Regions from separate parts of the Mus musculus genome. Here region 2 is linked to region 1. The links are chromatin contacts, found by Hi-C or POLR2A ChIA-PET in ENCODE. All regions are on one chromosome and are shown on one strand. The core of a region is the stretch at or near the end of the contact, and the rest is flanking DNA. Distances in the headings are between cores, read along the strand shown. Region 1 overlaps Cyth1 (cytohesin 1). Region 2 overlaps Cyth1 (cytohesin 1).

The links. Hi-C counts contacts between places; a loop is a spot of excess contacts on that map. ChIA-PET counts read pairs that join two places held with the same protein, here RNA polymerase II (POLR2A).
Region 2: a loop to region 1 is called in a map of v-Abl transformed pro-B cells, with 2.5 times the contacts of the local background. The contact joins two enhancer-like sites. A Hi-C loop is called at or near these places in 1 of 37 maps with a recorded cell type or tissue (v-Abl transformed pro-B cells). POLR2A ChIA-PET finds 5 or more read pairs at or near these places in 1 of 5 experiments (Patski).

The regions. Positions count from the first base shown.
Region 1 is chr11:118,179,151-118,183,376 of GRCm38, reverse strand. It overlaps Cyth1 (cytohesin 1), which reads left to right. Exons shown (of 14, transcript NM_011180.4): 8 at 464-612; 9 at 1,046-1,157; 10 at 3,173-3,175. Among named protein-coding and RNA genes, the nearest start is that of Gm38514, 43 kb to the right of the region's middle. Within about 2 kb of position 1,468, at least 1 of the 3 ENCODE cell types and tissues checked has a DNase peak (open chromatin) inside an H3K27ac peak, as active enhancers do.
Region 2 is chr11:118,240,828-118,245,673 of GRCm38, reverse strand. All of the region lies in intron 1 of Cyth1 (cytohesin 1), which reads left to right. Among named protein-coding and RNA genes, the nearest start is that of Cyth1, 5.3 kb to the left of the region's middle. RefSeq lists an enhancer at 4,489-4,846. Within about 2 kb of position 2,965, at least 1 of the 3 ENCODE cell types and tissues checked has a DNase peak (open chromatin) inside an H3K27ac peak, as active enhancers do.

The DNA.
Region 1 (4,226 bases), core at 219-2,718:
TATGTATCTATCTCATACATATGCTCGGGTGATAGTGCATTATAGTGTCTGTAAAGTGATTTTATAGGCACATTTATACAGAAGAAATAAAGCAGACCAAATTATTACTAAATAGAATTGCAGTTAATTTTTTCTTTTTGATACATTGTATTGGTCTGAGATTTTGTTGTATAGCCCTAGCTGGCCTTTTATAGACCAGGCTGTACTGGAACTCACAGAAATATGCCTTTTGAGTATGGAGGCTAACGTCATGCTCCACTACTCCCAGCCGTTTTATTGTTTTCCTGTTCTTTTATATCTGAAAAATAGAATGAGTGTCTTTAGTGAGGTCATGTGCCTTGCCCCTTCCAGGAACATAAGCCTGGGAACATATGTACACTTGGCTCATCTGCTCTTCCTGCCAGTGTCTCCTGTCCTGGGTAGCTGTCTCCTCTGCTCTCACAGCCTGGTCTCCTCTTTCTAGACACCTGCTATGTCCTGTCCTTCGCAATCATAATGCTGAACACCAGCCTACACAACCCCAATGTCAAAGACAAGCCTACGGTGGAGAGATTCATCGCCATGAACCGAGGCATCAACGACGGAGGAGACCTGCCGGAGGAGCTGCTCCGGGTGAGCAGGGCCAGAGCCACTTCATGTCAGCTGGCAAAGCATGCACTCGAACGGGATCCGGATCATAGGAGAGGAGACAGAAGGATAACTTGCTGAGTGCCTGATCACTTAATTCATTTAAATATGTGAATTTCACAAAGGCCAGCTGAGAATCAGGATGGGAGGTGGCTTCTAAATCTGAAACTGAAAATTAAAGGCTCAAGTAGGCTCCAGGCTGAGAGGCCTGAGTAGGCTCCAGGCAGCTATTTCTTTTTTCCTTAATTATCCACCAGGCATCTTATTTTTGTCCCTGTGAGCTGCTAGAAAGCAGAGAATGGCCATGTTCTTTTCTAGTCTCTGTGCCTTACAGAGACTACCTGTGGACTGAGTAGAGAGGAAGGGAGGAAGGACAGGCACTTCTCGAATCAGACATGCAGTGTGGTCTTTTATCCAGAATCTCTATGAGAGCATCAAAAACGAGCCCTTTAAAATCCCCGAAGATGATGGGAATGACCTCACACACACTTTCTTCAATCCAGACCGAGAGGGCTGGCTGCTCAAGCTCGGTAAGTCCCTCCCCCAGCTGGGCCTGCAACAGAGCCTAGGAGGAAAGGCTATGTGCACACAGGGCTGGGGGGTGGGGAAGCGGGCAGGTCACAGCAGTCCACCTCCATACCATTCTGGAGCTGTTGACAAGCAGTCACCACAGAACAGACTCCTGGACACAGACTCTGCCCTTACAAACATTGTCCTTATGTATCTGGGCACTGTGTGACCAGTCCCAAGTAGGCAGCCATACTCCCTGAGGCACTTTCCAGGGACCTGGACCCTTGGGTGGGTAAGCAGCCATATCCATCTCTCTATTCCCATTCCAGATTTACCCTGGCACTCCTGCCCACCCAGTGCATCATCACTTCCCTCTGCATCTGGCTCCCACAGGCAGTGTGCATGGCAAACCTAGAGCCCTTGGCTGCAGCACAATCCACAGCACTCTTCCTCATGCTCTGGCCCCTCGCAGTCCCAATCAACCACCAACCAGTCACAGTAATGATTGTGTCATTCAAAGAGCTGCAGTGCGCTTCTCTTCCCTCTGCCAGAAGTGAGCCTGTATTGTTAAGATTTATGGTCATGCCTTGCTAGGAAGGTGACAAAGTAGCCAAATAGCAATCAGTGGGTTCTCATGCACGCACATGTCCACCTCTGTCTGCTTTATTAATCGTCAGACATAGACAGGTCACTGAGCTCTCTGCACATGAAAGTGTGGAGGCTTTTTGACCACTAGAGAGCGTGTTCCAGTACCCTTCTGCCTTGGCCTTCCCGTATCAGGAGGGCAGATGTTGTAAGAGACCCGCTCCTCTTCCATTTGGTTACTCGACCTGTGATAAGTAGTCCTCCCACTCTTGGCCATGACTGACAGCATCCAGTAGAGCTACTGACACACCCTCTGTTGCTAACTCATCCAGATAGCAGAGGATTGACATTTCCTTTAAAAGGCCCAAAACTGTGTTGTTACATGACAGTTCTCTTTAAGACCGCTTCAACGATTACAGAGCCTTGCAGTGTCTGGACGTGGCCGGTAGCAGAAGGTCTGAAGCAAAGGCTCTGAAATGGTTACCCCACAGGCAGCCTTCTGCTCCACAGTATTCTTCCCTGACCAATAAAGAGGAATGTGCTGGAAAGTTTAAAAGTGTCCGAGTTTAGGTTTACTTCCCCCTCCAGGGAAGTTTGTCTCCCTGCGAGTGCTAAGTGTTAGCTTTGACAGCTGAGATACTAAAATTAGAGCAGAGATTATCTTGGTTCTTGTACCAGGATGGCATGTAAATTCATGAGATATCCTATATTTTTAAAACTCAAGAATTTCAGCTGAGTGAAATGATGCACACCTGTAGTCCCAGACACACAGGGGACAGAGCAGGAGAATCCCTGGGGCCCAAGAAACTGAGGTGCCAGCTTTTGCTGGTAGAGCAAGACCCCAAAGAATAAAAGTTTAACAGTGTGGGACTCATTCATCGTGAGGTCGTGGCTTCATGTTTCTAACCTCTCGATAAGGTGTTTCCATGTGACACACTGAGACTCAGCCGTGTGTCTGTGTGCTGTACAGGGCAGGACTTCGTGCCATCTGTAGTTGTCTGTATATGTCCCTGTATGCACAGAACCATAAGCATGTGTATTCTTGTGTACACACATATGTACATGTATATCCATGGGTGTACATGTGTGCATCCTTGCACACATTTTGAAAAGTGTTGAGTATCTTAAGAAAGACACTTCTCTCAGAGTGCATATCATTCACTTTGCTCTGGTTTGTCAGGAGTCTGGCAAACACTGGCCTTAGAAAAATGGATTCATGACACTGTTAGCCACGTGGGGAATACCCCACGTCTTGCCACACGGCACGGGTAGTCACTTCCTGTCGGTGTCTGCAGGCTGACCTCCCTCTCCAGGCATACATAGATGGGACTGGTACGCTGCACTTTAAGATTAAAAAGTCGGGTTTGATTTCTTTGTTTTAATTTTCTTTTCTCCCTCATTTATATGTTTCCATGATTTTGGCTCTCCTTTTCCTTGCCCCAAACTCCAGGAGGTATGTAACCCTGCACCTGCTCGCTCTCTCTGCCAGGCCACTGTCATTGCTGCAGCGTTTTGTTTTTTTTTAATTTTGTTATTTTTGGTTATTTTGTTTTTTAATTGCTGGTAGTGTTAATGCTGCTTCTAACTTACTGTACAGTCCCTAGGGAACTGGCCAGGATCAGGGGTTTGGGGCAGTGTTCACAGAAGCAGTACTGCAGCTGCCCGGTCAGAGCTCTAAGAACTAACCGCGAGTAGTCAACAATGCTAGCCCAGAGCCAGCCAAGGAAGGCAGAGGGAGACGTCAGCTGTGTGCTCATGGCAATTGCTGGATTCAAATTCCCATCCGTGCATCAGCCTGATTTCTGGAGTGAGGGAGCAAAGCAGAGGGTGTTATCTTGTAACTTCCCAAAGTCACATGCTTCTGCCACCGTGGTTGACAAAGTTAGGAAAAGATTGAACAGTTGACAATATTGGGCCATTTGCCTTTCCACGAAAAAGACAAGTATTGTCTTCTAAACTCACAAGTGGATATTTTTAAAACCTCAAAACCAGAAACCCCTACCTATAGCCCTTTAATTCCATTTCTTGGGTATCAGGGAAGGACTCACAGCCTGGATCCTCTGTCTGTGTCTCCTCCGGTGTAAACCGTCCTCTGTTACAAAGAGTCATCCTCAAAACCCAGGTCGGCCTCTGCTTGCCGACGTAGCACAGCCAGAGTGGAGCAAGCAGAGCGCAAACACCGCGTGCTCCTTCAGTGCTGGGACCAGGCGGCTGGACTGCTGGGACAGTGTCGGCCCTCTGTGTAAGGGAGGCCTGAGAAGCCCTGCAGGGGAGGGGTCCTGTGAGTTCCACAGGGACTGTCCTACGCGCACATTGATCTGTCTGCTTGTCCCATGTCTGTTTTTCTTTCCACGTGGAAGTGTTCCCCGTGGGCCCGCAGCGATGCTTTGTGGTAGAGGGCTCTGTGGTGCAGCCAACCGTCCAGGGGACGTAAGGAAGCTTTGACAGACAGAACTTCCGGGCTTCGCTTTTTCTCCTCCATTCCTGCCACCTTGTTTCTTTTG
Region 2 (4,846 bases), core at 1,716-4,215, 61 kb before region 1:
AGAGCGTCCAGTATTTTCTTCCAGATGAACTTCATAAGCTGTAATATTTGGTTTTTAAAATAATAAGGAACTGTTTCTTGTGGCTTTGAAATTTTTACATACGAACATTTTAGCCAGGTTTGTTCAGAATTTGCTCCTGTCTGCCTGCCTTTGTGTTGGCCTTGGACCTTTATCACTGTTCTGTGGGGAAATACATTTGTATCACAGAACTATCAGTTCGGTATTAAAAATAAGATCTTTGGCGCACAGCTCATGTATAGCTTGCTGAAGCAGAACACATGTCTTGGAGGTTTGCTATTCAACTAAAGGGACTTTCAGAAGCAAACAGTGAGGCCTGCCTCCTCTGCAGGCCTCTTTAGTATTTACCAGGCAGAGATCATGTGATAACTACACCTATGCAGGCTGTGGCTTTGCTGGCTCTAGAAAGAACTCTGATGGCACTGTGGTGTTCTGCCAGACATTACTGTCAGCTTATATGATCAACTGTTTGTTCAGAAAGAAAAAAAAAAGTGTAAACTTAGATCTTGTATATATCTTGTTTAGGACACAGACACTGGGCCTGACTGGAATCGAGGTAGGGTCCTATGTAATACTGCACAGGGTTGTGAACACAGATCCATGCGAGGGCCTCCTCAGAGTGGATCTTCATGGCTGGGGCTCATTCCTAGATTCATTTGTTAACTTTTTTTTTTTTTAATTGAGACAAGGTGTCAGGTAGGCTGTGCTTGCCACAAACTCAATATGTCACTTAGGATACCCTTGGACTCCTGATGTTCCTGCTACCGTGTCCTAAGTGCTGGGTTACAGATGTGCACCATACCCAGTTAACCTCTTCTCTAAGGATCATGTCCATCCAAATTTAATTTTGTTTTTATTTTATGAGTGTTTTGTCTTCAGGTACGGTCAGATCCCCTGGAACTGGAGTTACCGAGGGTTATAAGCTGCCACGTGTGTGCTAAGAATCAGACCTGGGGTCCCCAGAAGAACAGCCAGTGCTCTTGCTCTTCACCACTGAGCTAGCTCTTCAGCTATCTTTTTTTTTTGAAATCAGTTTTACTCTATAGCTCTGGCTAGCCTAGAACTTGCTACGTAGACCAGGCTGGCCTTGAAATACAAATTCTATCTGTCTCTGCTTCTCCAGCATTGAGATTAAAGGTGTGTACCACCATGCCTGTCTTCCCCACATAAAAATTTTTAAAAAGTACCCTCGGAATGTACCCTTCCTCATAGCAAAGGCGTTCTGGACACCTTGTTTCTGCTCCTTTTCGATGACATAGGCAAACTGAATTGATCGTTAGGTTTAGGAAAGCTTTCAAGTGAACTGGAAAGTTCTCTCACAGAAAAGACCTGCCAGAGCTCCTGTACCCACCTTGCTCCTGAAATGCTTGTGACGTAACCTTCACATTGAGCTCCTGGATCCTGTGCAAGCAAAGTAGAAGCAGTTTTAATTAGATTATCAGTATTTAAGAAGGGTTGAGAAAATCTAGGTTTCAGTTTCTTGGTAAACTGTGAGCAGTGAGGTACGACACACAGGAAAATAGTTGATTTGCATAGCATGTGGGGACTACTGAAGCCCAGCTGCACGCTTGGTGTCGTCTCATGAGGGAAGTGTACGGAGGATTCTCAGGGCCAGGGTGGTGAGATAAAAACAGACGTAGCACCCAAGGCCTTCAGGACCACCTCTCATCTGTCTCCTGTCAAAATGGTCACTGAAAACTGCCAGGATCTGACCTGGTTTCTGTGCATGGTTAGGTGTGGTAGCCGAAGCACTGGAGTACCCCAGGAGAAGAACTCTGTGGTCTGTGGACACAGAGCTGTCCTGAATTGTGGTTACTGTGGGAGTCTTGCCACAGACAACACATGGGTGAGAAGGGCAGGTGTAGAGGATGCAGGTGGTAGTCTGTTGGTGACAGCAGGGCCTCTGGCCAGTTGCAACCTAATTTTATGAACCCATAAAATTATTATTATTATTTAGGGCTCTTGCAGGTACTTTAGAGAATGGACTAAAAAGAGAATTGTCTCTGGTTTTGGTGAGAAAGGGTTGTTGAGTAGAAATAATCACTATTCACAACACAATGGAATCCATGTGTTGTACTACAGCCAGAAGGAGGGTCTATATCAGAGAGAGGACAAACTGTGTGCACAGTGAGCCACAGGGATCCAGGTGTATGGGTATCAAGAAGACTGAAAAAGTAATATATATATATATATATATATATATATATTTGGTTTTTCCAAGACAGGGTTTCTCTGTGTAGCCCTGGCTGTCCTGGAACTCACTTTGTAGACCAGGCTGGCCTCGAACTCAGAAATCTGCCTGCCTCTGCCTCCCGAGTGCTGGAATTAAAGGCATGCACCACTACACCCGGCATAATTTATATTTTTTAAATTTAGTTTTGAATGTGTTAGTGTTTTGCCTGAGTGTGTTTATGTGTACCACATGAGAGCCTCGTGTACCTGGAGGCTAGAAAGAGCATTGTGGCCTCTGGAACTGGAGTGACAGAGGACTGTGAGTCAACATGTGATTGCTGGGAAATCAAACCCAGGTCCTCTACAAAAGCAGCAAGTGCTCTCAACCACCGAGCCATCTCTCCAGTCTCAACAATAGTTTTCAAGTTGGGACTTTAAAGTTTTAAAGGTCAGCTTTAAGAGAGACAGGATTAGTGATCCTGACAGAATGCTGATGTTTCAAGCACAGCATTCATGATTCTCAGCACCGGTTGGTCTCCCAGTCTCTGCCCACGCAGGTGATGGGCTCTCTCTCCGTTGAGGCTTCTTCTTTACTGATCAGTGTATGTCCTACTTCCCAGTTCTTGGCTTTGAGAGCAAGGGTCATTTCTACACAGCACATCCTACACAAGAGAGGACTGACTTGGGGATCTTGTTTCTTCTCGACTTCTTACCTCAAGCCTTGTAACCTGATTTCCTGTGCCCTGGGTTGTTCACAGGGGGTTGGCCTCTTGCCAGAATTGGGAACTCTCTGAATTGAGACTGTATGGGTTTTGCCAGGATCTTAGCTAATTCGGGATTACTCCATACTCCTCTTTCGATAAGCTTTGAGGAGTGACAGGGCCATCCAAGGTGACTTCCCAGTAGTGATGATTTTGCATCGGAGCCCTGGCAGGATGAGCCCCTTCTATGGCTGCTTTTCAGGACCAGAGTGGAATTCCTGCTACCATCACTGGGAGCAGCTCTTGCTGGAGCTGTTTCTCATTGGCTTAAGACTTTTCTTTCTTCCCACGAGAGGGAAGAAATGGACCTTAGAACGTTGATTTGGGAGTGAGCGGGTGGAGATGGGGTCTTCATGGCTTGCCTTTGCTCTCTTCAGAGAGCAAAGTGTATGCAGTGTTCTGGACAAGACAGGGAGAATGGCACTTGGAAGAGAGCTGCTTTTTAAATTTTTGGGCATCTCGAGCAGGCTGTGGGGCCTAGGGTCACATACAGGCTGTAGCCTAGCAGTCACGGAGATCGAGTTTGCTTTCCTTCTCCATCCCCAGCAGGAGTGCGGGCTCTCTTGGGCATATTTAACATATAGAGAGCCACTTCTCTTTGTTCTTCTGTGATCTGGATGACTTTGATTGTTTTCACATTTAGTTACACACTTAATGACTCGGCTTGAAAAGAACACACTTATGGAACTGAGGGCTGCCTTAGAGGCATATGCTTGCCATAGTTATATCCTAGGTGATGTTAGCATGTTGGGGACTAGGTACAAGTACACATAAGTGCAAAGAAGCCTGGTGGGAGGGTTAGCAGCTAAGAGCTTTTCAATAGGAACTGATGTCCTGGTCATCAAAGGATACCTCAGTAAATCTGTTGGTTCCTAGACAGATTGGAAATCTTTGTCTTGCATACCTGTTTATCATGGGCTGGCTATAGGATGGTGGTGCCTTAACCGCGATGAACCCTTTTAATGGCCTCTGTCAAATCAACTGATTTACGCAGTTTGCTCATTCTGATATTTTAAGCATAGAGAAAGTAGGTGTCAGTTTTGATGAGAGCTTGAGTCAGATTTTGGTCAATTTTAGTTGCATTGAACCTGTCACTGATTTCACTCCTAAAATTAAAAGTTTTCTGCTTTATGTTATTCTGTAAAAAAGTTAAGGATCTTTCCTTTAGAGCAGTGGTTCTCAACCTGTGGGTCACAACCCTTTTGTGATTTGACCAATCCTTTCATGGAATTATTCCATTCATCTTTTTTGTTCATCAGAAAACACAGATATTTATATTACAGTTCATAACAGTAGCAAAATTACAGTTATGAAGTAGCAACAAGAATAATTTCTTTTAAAAGATTTATTTATTTATGATATATAAGTGCACAGTAGCTGTCTTCAGACACACCAGAAGAGGGCATCAGCTCTCATTACAGATGGTTGTGAGCCACTATGTGGTTGCTGGGATTTGAACTCAGAAAGTCTGGAAAAACAGTCAGTGCTCTAACTGCTGAGCCATCTCTTAAGCTCCACGAGAACAATTTTATGTTTGGGGGCTACCACAACACAAGTTGAGACCTGCTCTAGAGGAAACACTGCAGGCTGAATGGGCAGTTAGTCTGGCTTGTGCTGACAGACGCCCTGTGTGGGTTTGCAGGCACTGCGCTCTCCTTTCTGAATGTTGCATGTGTCAGAGGAGACCCTTTGGTTAGACAGAGTTTTGTCTTCTCTGTTCGAAGCACCCATGACCAGTATGATACTTAGCTCTCTGGTATAAACCAGATGGTTGCCTTTCTGTCTCAAGGGTACAGAACCAGATTAGAGGTCACTTAGAGGTAGGGCATCCCTGACCAGCACGCTCAGAGGCTGGAGAACCTGAGCTGAAGGTCCTTGCTGACAGATCTCTGCCT